3 separate regions of the Mus musculus genome follow, and all the other regions are linked to region 1. The links are chromatin loops, found by intact Hi-C in ENCODE. Cell type or tissue: left cerebral cortex. All regions are shown on one strand. Region 1 holds the start of Plcl2 (phospholipase C-like 2). Region 2 has its middle 17 kb from the start of Gm31015. Region 3 has its middle 8.1 kb from the start of Gm30958.

The links. Peaks named below come from ENCODE experiments on the same cell type or tissue, not always from the same donor. Only the 100,000 strongest peaks of a DNase experiment are listed, where the experiment ranks them.
Region 2: it touches region 1 in a loop (7-fold over the local background); 8 of 42 quality-filtered maps call a loop at or near these places.
Region 3: it touches region 1 in a loop (10-fold over the local background); 4 of 42 quality-filtered maps call a loop at or near these places.

The regions. Positions count from the first base shown.
Region 1 is chr17:50,507,731-50,510,230 of GRCm38, forward strand. It overlaps Plcl2 (phospholipase C-like 2), which reads left to right and starts at 1,817. Exons shown (of 6, transcript NM_013880.3): 1 at 1,817-2,207. The coding sequence starts at 1,878. In left cerebral cortex, a CTCF peak has its summit at 1,176 (motif pointing right); DNase peaks (open chromatin) are centred at 544, 896, 1,164, 1,564 and 2 more places; H3K4me3 peaks cover 1,876 bases; H3K27ac peaks cover 1,781 bases.
Region 2 is chr17:50,406,136-50,408,635 of GRCm38, forward strand. No RefSeq gene overlaps it. Among named protein-coding and RNA genes, the nearest start is that of Gm31015, 17 kb to the right of the region's middle. In left cerebral cortex, no CTCF peak of the experiment used is centred here; DNase peaks (open chromatin) are centred at 689, 1,308 and 2,198; H3K27ac peaks cover 2,202 bases.
Region 3 is chr17:50,389,977-50,392,476 of GRCm38, forward strand. No RefSeq gene overlaps it. Among named protein-coding and RNA genes, the nearest start is that of Gm30958, 8.1 kb to the left of the region's middle. In left cerebral cortex, no CTCF peak of the experiment used is centred here; DNase peaks (open chromatin) are centred at 404, 1,491 and 1,780; H3K27ac peaks cover 875 bases.

The sequences.
Region 1 (2,500 bases):
ATTTGAAAGTATTTTTCTGTGAAACTGTCAGAAGACCAAAAATATATTTTGAGGCTAAACTAGGAAGGAGTTAATATGGAGGGGTGAGGCTAAAAAAAGAATTAAAATGTCATCTATCCATAAGAAAACATTTGTTAGTGGGTAGGCCCTATTTGACTTGCCCAGATGTTTACAAAAGCGTGCCAAGGGGATCAGAAGAATTAAAACACCCCAAGAATAACGAAAGGATTTTGATGTCGCATTTGAGGAAAGGGTGGACATGTTTATGAATGTAAAGCTCGTTTCCTTAGAGGCTCCTTGGCAATTTGCTACCATATTATGGTAACGAGGGCAAGGTCTCTAAGTTCTGTCCCAGGGGACTCTCAGGTACTCCTGGCCCAGGGAAAGTGCCTTTCCAGAAGATGAAATACAGTGAGAGAAAAACTGGGAAGCCAGAACCAGGCATGAAACTGGACCTCAGGGTGGCTGGGTTGGGGAGGTGGGTGGAGCCTCTGGTACCACACAGTGCACTCGTCCTGCTCTTCTGCCAATGGCTCTGCCAGGCTACACAGTGGCCCTGCGTTCTTCCTTGGCTCCAGGAATGGAGGTTTAAGGAAAGTATTTGCATATGAGAGCGACATGTTAATCATTGATTTTTGATCCTGTCCCAAACGATGGTCCTGATTTGGATGGTACCCACTAGGGGTTGAACAAGCAAGTCTCTCTAGTGTCAGGTTTAGGAAAGACACAGACTACAATGATAAACCTCCGTGGGACAACCCAGAGGCACCAAATAAACTCTGCGGAGGTCTTCTGTCTCTCAACGCCTGCCAGCCATGCCATCCCTACCCCAGATCCTGGCAACCTGTCGTGCTCATTGAGTTTAGCAGCCCAAGGACACGCAAGAGGATTGGTTTCTGTATGGGAAATGGGTTTGCTCCACTGAGGAAGCCCAGGGGGAGCAGGGTGGGAAGGGAGCGGGTTCCGAATGAAGGGCTGGAGCTGGACGCGAGGTGCAGCGGCCAAGACCACAGCCCCAGGACCCTCAGCTCGCCCGCGGCCTGCGGGTTCGCTGTCCCCCTCGGGATGCCTTCAGGTGACTGACAGCTGGCTGTGGCGTGCGCCTCGCTGAGCCGGCCTAGGAGAGCGACCACAACCGCAACGCCCGTGCCCGGAGCCCGGACGGGTCCCCTCGGCCTGTAGGGGGCAGCGCGAAGCCCGGGAGGCGATGGCCGCGGGTAAGTGGCGGTGGGCCCGGGGGCCATCAGAAGCCGCCCTGGGCCTCGGCTGAGCCCTGAAGGTGTGGGGGGGGGGGGGGAGACTGACGGGCCTGGGCGGAGCCGGGAACCCCGGAGCCCCGCGCGCCGCGCCTCCGCGTGTCGCCAGCGCCGCGGAGTGGGCGCACGTGTCCCTCGCGCCCCGCCGCCGCGAGCTCGTCGGTGAGCGCGGGGCCGGAGGGGACGCGGCGCTCGTCGGTGAGCGCGGGGCCGGAGGGGACGCGGCGCGCGGCGGTGGGCGCTGGCGCGCGCGCGTTATTTTTGGCGCCCGCAGCGGCGCGTGTGCCGGGGCGTGTTTTCCTTCCCCAGGTGCCGGCAGCGGGGGCGCCGCCGCCCAAGCTGACTCCTCTCTCCTCTCTCTCTCCCCGACCCCGGCAGGACCCCAGAGGTAATTCCGCCTGCACGACGTCCTTCGCGCCGGAGGCGAGCTCGCTGCACGCGCCACATCCCAACCAAAAAGAGAAAGAAAAAAAAAAAAAAGAAAAAAAAAGAAAAGAAAAAGCGGAAGAAGCGGCCGAGGCGGCGGCGGCGGCGAGGAGGAGGGGCCGCGCGCAGCGGCCCGAGGCGGCGGCGGCGGGGACGCGGGGACGCGGCTTTGTGCAGGCGGGTCGTGGGGCGCCCATGGCGGAGTGTGGCCGGGGCGCCGCAGGAGGGGCCCTGCCCACCTCCCCGAGCCCGGCCCTAGGCGCCAAGGGCGCCCTGAAAGCCGGAGCCGGGGAAGGCGGAGGTGGTGGCGGGGGAGGTCGCCTCGGCCACGGGCGGGCGCGCTATGACAGCGGCGGGGTTTCCAACGGAGACTGCAGCCTCGGCGTGTCCGGGGACGAAGCCCGGACCAGCCCTGGCAGGGGACCTCTAGGCGTGGCGCTCGCGCGGACCCCTAGCCCAGCTGCCGGTCCGGTCCCCAGGGACAGCAAACCGGGCGGCCTGCCCCGCCGGAGCAGCATCATCAAGGTAAGTAGGAGACCCGCGCGCGTCCTTGGGCTCGCTTTCCCCGCCCCGGAGAAGCTGTGGCGGAAGGAGGCGATGCAAAATGAGCCCACTGCGAAGGGGAAGCCAGGGTGTAGGGGTGTTTGGAGTGCTGGAGCAGGGATTGGAAAGCTGATGGCATTGGGAAAGAATGGAGAGGTGATCTGAGTGTGCAGGAGTGCTGTGCTCTGACATCCCCAGAGCAACTTGGGGCTGTCACCTCTCTCCAGATTGACTTGGAATTAAATGGCCTTGTACCTGCCTGGGTAGGACAGGCT
Region 2 (2,500 bases), 100 kb before region 1:
GTGGTGCAGCTGTCTTTGGGTCATTTCTATTCCTCTAAGTAATCCTTTACCTATATACCTGTAAGTAACCCCAATAAGACTCATTGTTTCGCCAAGTTGGACTTTGGTGGTGTCTATTGTGGGTTTCCTACGTAGGGTAAATAGACATTTGTGTTGCATCTTCCAAGAAAAAAAACCAAAACTTTATCACACAACAAATATCTGCTCCATTCTGGAGATATCTCTAGCCATCTAGAAAATGTGATGGGTGCTATATCCATGGGATTTTAAGGGGTGAAAACTCCATCTCTGTGCAGTCCCCTGGAATCTCTCTTAAGGAAGAAGTAAACATATCTCCCTATTGTTTTGGAGTCCAGGAAGGTGACAGACTGGAAAGTATACATATATACATATTAGACAGTGTTCTCTAGAGGAATATAACTTACAGAATGAGTCTATGCCTACACAGAAGGGGGATTTAGTAGACTGGCTTACAGGCTGTGGTCCATCTCATCCACATAGCTGTCTACCAACAGTAGGTCCAAGAATCCAGTTGTTGCTCAGTCCATGGAACTGCATATATCAGCTGGTCTTCAGCATACACTGGAATCCTGAAGTCAGCTCTAATGCCATTAAGGAATGCGCTGGCCAGCAGGTTAGGCACAAAAGTTTCCTCTTTTCACGTCCTTACATAGGCTTCCAGCAGAAGATATGGCCCAGATTAACGATAGATCTTCCGAACTCAAAGATCTGGATTAAAGAGACGTGGGTCCTCCCACTTCGGATGACTTAATTAAGGAAACACTCCCTCACAGGTCTGTCCAGCCATTCGTGGCTTAGTTCTTTTCCAGTGTTAAGCTGACGACCAAGAACAGGCACCACAGGCTGTAAGGTCTCCTCAGGAAAAGGAAAACCTTAGGAAAAGGAAAACCTGATCACTCCAATGTTACCTAATTTACTCAGCACCTTCCTTGTGCCAGGAGCAGCCAGAGTGATCAAATGGGGAAACTGAGTCTGTCAGATGTCATCTGGAAGAGAGAAAAAACCCACATTGTATGTTCCTGTGGCCACTGATACTCAAACATATGTGCATTCCACTGCTTTTTCTTGTTTGGGGATTAACCATGAGTGTTAGCACTTCTATTTATAACTTAATTTTTTAAATGATTTCAAAAAGAATTAACTTCCGTTCTGACTCTGATGTAAGGCTAAAGAGCTAGTTGAAACACAATGTGGTCCCTGCCCGGAGTACATTAAAATAGCCCAAAGTAGCTGTCAAGGCATAAACAGCTCAGGAGAAAAGCATTGCTGTGGCTTTACAGAACAGATGGTCCGATGACGTCAGTGTCTCCAAATTACCTGCAGCCAAAGCAGATGGAAAAAATTAACATGGAAGCCAGGCCTGACGGCAGGCAACAGTCACAGAGGACATCGGTGGAGGAGAGCAAAATGCTGTCTTCCTTTGCGTTGTCTTAAGAGCTTGAGGGACCTTTCCCTTTGTGCAGATTTCTCAAATGAATGACAAAGCATGGTTCCTACCACCAATACAGGCTGGAGGAAGTAGCCTTTTGTAATGTCCCTGCTGCTAAAACACAGTGATTATAAACAGAAGTGATTTGAGTTGGGGGGATGGCCGAGTGTCCATTGTACAAGCCTTCAAGGACTGGGGTCAGAGTGCCAGCACTCACTCATGCGCTGCTGAAGTAACGGCGAGGGGCAGAGACTGGCTGACATCTGAAACCTGTTGGCCAGCCAGTCTTGCTGAACTAATGAACTTCAGGTTGATTGAGAGACCCTAGTTTTAGAAAAAAAAATGGTGGAGAGTGATTAAAAAAATTGCCTAAGTCCACACACAAAAGAAAAGAAGAAAGAGGGAGGGAGGAGGGATGAAGAGAAGGAGGGAGAGAAGAAGGGAGGAAAGGAGACAGAGAGACAGAGTCAGACAGACAGAGACAGAGAGAGATGGGGATAGAGAGACAGAGAGAAAGACATTTTTAAAACTAAATCAGGTTTATAAAAGTTTCCCTGTTAAGGACATTTTCCGGCCAGCTGCAGACCCTTTAGTAACCCCACCACCACACACACACACACACATATACACTTGCTGTCTGTCACTCAGTTAGTTATCTACTACAAAGTAACACACTCCACTCAACGAGTGCCTGGATTATCTGGACTGTAAGATCTGAAATCCTGGGGCCGGAATCTCAGAGCTTTGTATTAACAGACAGTCTTTAGCAATCCATCACTAACGGGCAGTGTACAGAGGTGGCCTGAGAGTCCATAGGTCTCTTTGAAGCCACCACAGCTCTGCACACCCCCAGAGCCCCTAACTCTTGCCTCTTAAGTATAGACTACAAGATACCAGGCTTATACACAACAAAGTAGAAGAAAAATCAGAAGGACCTTAAAACAAAATTTCATTTAGTGTTTTCTACCATACTTGTAAGTGTCCAATTTCATGACAGCACGGCCCGGAGCCGTGCTGTGGTGGTTTAAGATCCAGGGAAATAATCCCAAG
Region 3 (2,500 bases), 120 kb before region 1:
AGTCATTCAACAGTCAAAACACAGTTCTTTAACTGTTTTTTTAAAAAGTTTTAAAATGAGTTACTATTGGTTTAGAATTGGCTTAGAAGAGACAGACATAAGGCTCAAATAAGTATAATTTAAATCTAAGTGTAATTTTCTCCCATCAAGAAGTCCAGGTCTCTACCTGGAACTCCTGTGTCCCCTGCCATGGTGTCAGGCATCTAGTGCTGCTCTCTTTAGAATGTGGCTCTTACAACACAGTTCAGGGGCAAAATCCTACCATCTTGTCAGCATTCCTACCAATTGGAAAATGGAAGAATACACCCTCTGCTTTAAAGATACTTCCCCCCAAGTTGCTTCTAGTACTTCTGTTTATATCTCATCCAGCAGAACCACATCAGATAGGATTCTGGGAAATGTAGTTTTTACTGGAGGCAGCCATGTCCCTATCTGGAATTTGAGAGTTCTGTTGCTTAGGTTGGTTGGATAACACAGGAACACAGTTCAGTCAGCGAAGCCTTGACTGACCAGTCATAGCTTGCTTGCTCTCCTGCTCCCTCATTGGTAATTCATGTTGCTTCTAACTTTTATAATCTTTTCCTTTTCTCTAGAGAGGAGGACTCCATCCCACCTTTGCACATAAGCTTCCTGCTCGGATTTAGGAACCCTTGAGGATATGCTGTGCCACCATCAATATCTATCATAGCTAATATCTAATATTGCTAATACTTCTGCTTTGTAGCAGTTACCACAATTGAAAGTGTGAGTTATTTGCATTCTGGTTCACTTTACTTTGCCCCACCTTCAAGCCTGTAAGTCCTACGAATCAGGGGCTTGGTTTTTCTTCATGCCTGCGTTTCCAGCATCAGACTAACTAGTTTCGTATTAAGTTGTCCCTACCCCCATGGAAATACTCGCTATTTATTTGATTAAGTAAAAATGAAATGATCTGCGTAGAAATAATCTTCAAGTCTCCCGTAGCTGATCCAGCATCTCCTCCGGCCTTCCCCAGCCTCTGTGCACCACGGCAATAGATCCAGAAGCTCACTACCTCACACAGGAGGTTTCAGACCATTCTCCACTGCTCCTTCATCTGCTCGTTGCCTGTCATTCAACCCTCAATATCAACATTTAAGGTTTAAAAAAAAAAAAAAAGAAACCGACAGGATGTGGGGAATTTGGAATCAACTAATGAGCTTTCAAATAGAACAATTTCATAGAATGGTATAGATCCTAGTTTTCTCAGTGCATTAACTGTCATTGAATGAAGGTTTCACTTCACATTGAAGGTGCTCCTCAAATGTCCTGGTTTAGTCTCCTGCCTTAGTAAGGACAGCATCCTCCCAGAGTGTGTGCCCTTTCTTGGAGAGCCAGAGTCTTACCATGGCTGAAGGCCAATGCCCTACCTGTCAGTCTGTGCTGACCCAGCCTACAGACGCAGAGTAAGAAGGAACCTCGTGGAGGCGACAGGACTCTGGGGTACTGCTGTGCTCCAAAAGCTGCTTCAAACAAACGTGTGCAGCAGTAACCTGGTTTTTACCCCTAAAGTGGCATGTCAAAAAAAAATTTTTTTCAGGCACTTCTGTTTCTGAATTGGCAGAGGGTTTATTTTATGAATAATTTTTCATCCTTGCTTTGAAAGGAAAAAAAAAAGTAACTCTTTTATAAGTGCTAGTCATGTATTGGGATATGAGTGAAGGTCACACCTGAACTCAACAACGTCTTAAAAATAGCCGAGGCAGGGGGATCAGTTTTTGCTATCTCAGTGTTTAAACGTCAGTGGTCAGAATCAACACAAAGCAGGAAGGCCAGGCAGAAAAAAAAGCTGACCTTTAGAATACTTCCTGCGATGGCCCTGAAGCTTCCAGAACGGAGAGATGGAGAGTTTTAAGTTGTTTTGAAAGCTGTGATTTTCAGTTTTCCTATAATACGAGGCTTTGATGGGCTGAGGAGCCGGAGCCTTTACATTTGTCAAACCATAGGACTCGTTTGGCATTTGTTCAAGATTTTAGCTTAATGATTCCTGTTTGTATCTTTTAAATTTTAGTATTTTAAATCCTTTTTGTTTTAAAATAAAAATCCCCTACAAAATAGAAAATTTTCTTCCCAGGCTTTAAAGTACAATTTACCTGTTGTGCTCTCTGCCTCCTCCTGGTGCCCACTGCTGTGTCCTGGTGCCCACTGCCATGTCCCAAGCCCACTGCCGTGTCCTGGCGCCTGCTGCCATGTCCCGTGCCCACTACCTTGTCCTGATGCCCACTGCTGTGTCCTGGTGCCCACTGCCATGTCCCAAGCCCACTGCCGTGTCCTGGCGCCTGCTGCCGTGTCCCGTGCCCACTGCCGTGTCCTGGCGCCTGCTGCCATGTCCCGTGCCCACATCACTTGCCTTTAAAGCAGAGGAAAGTTCAGGATCCCTGGCTCTGGAAGTCGAAATGAAAGAATGTGGAGGCGAAATGTATGAAATGGCAAGCTTGCATTTGAAATGAAGCCAGTCTTATTCCACACTCTGCCCAAAATA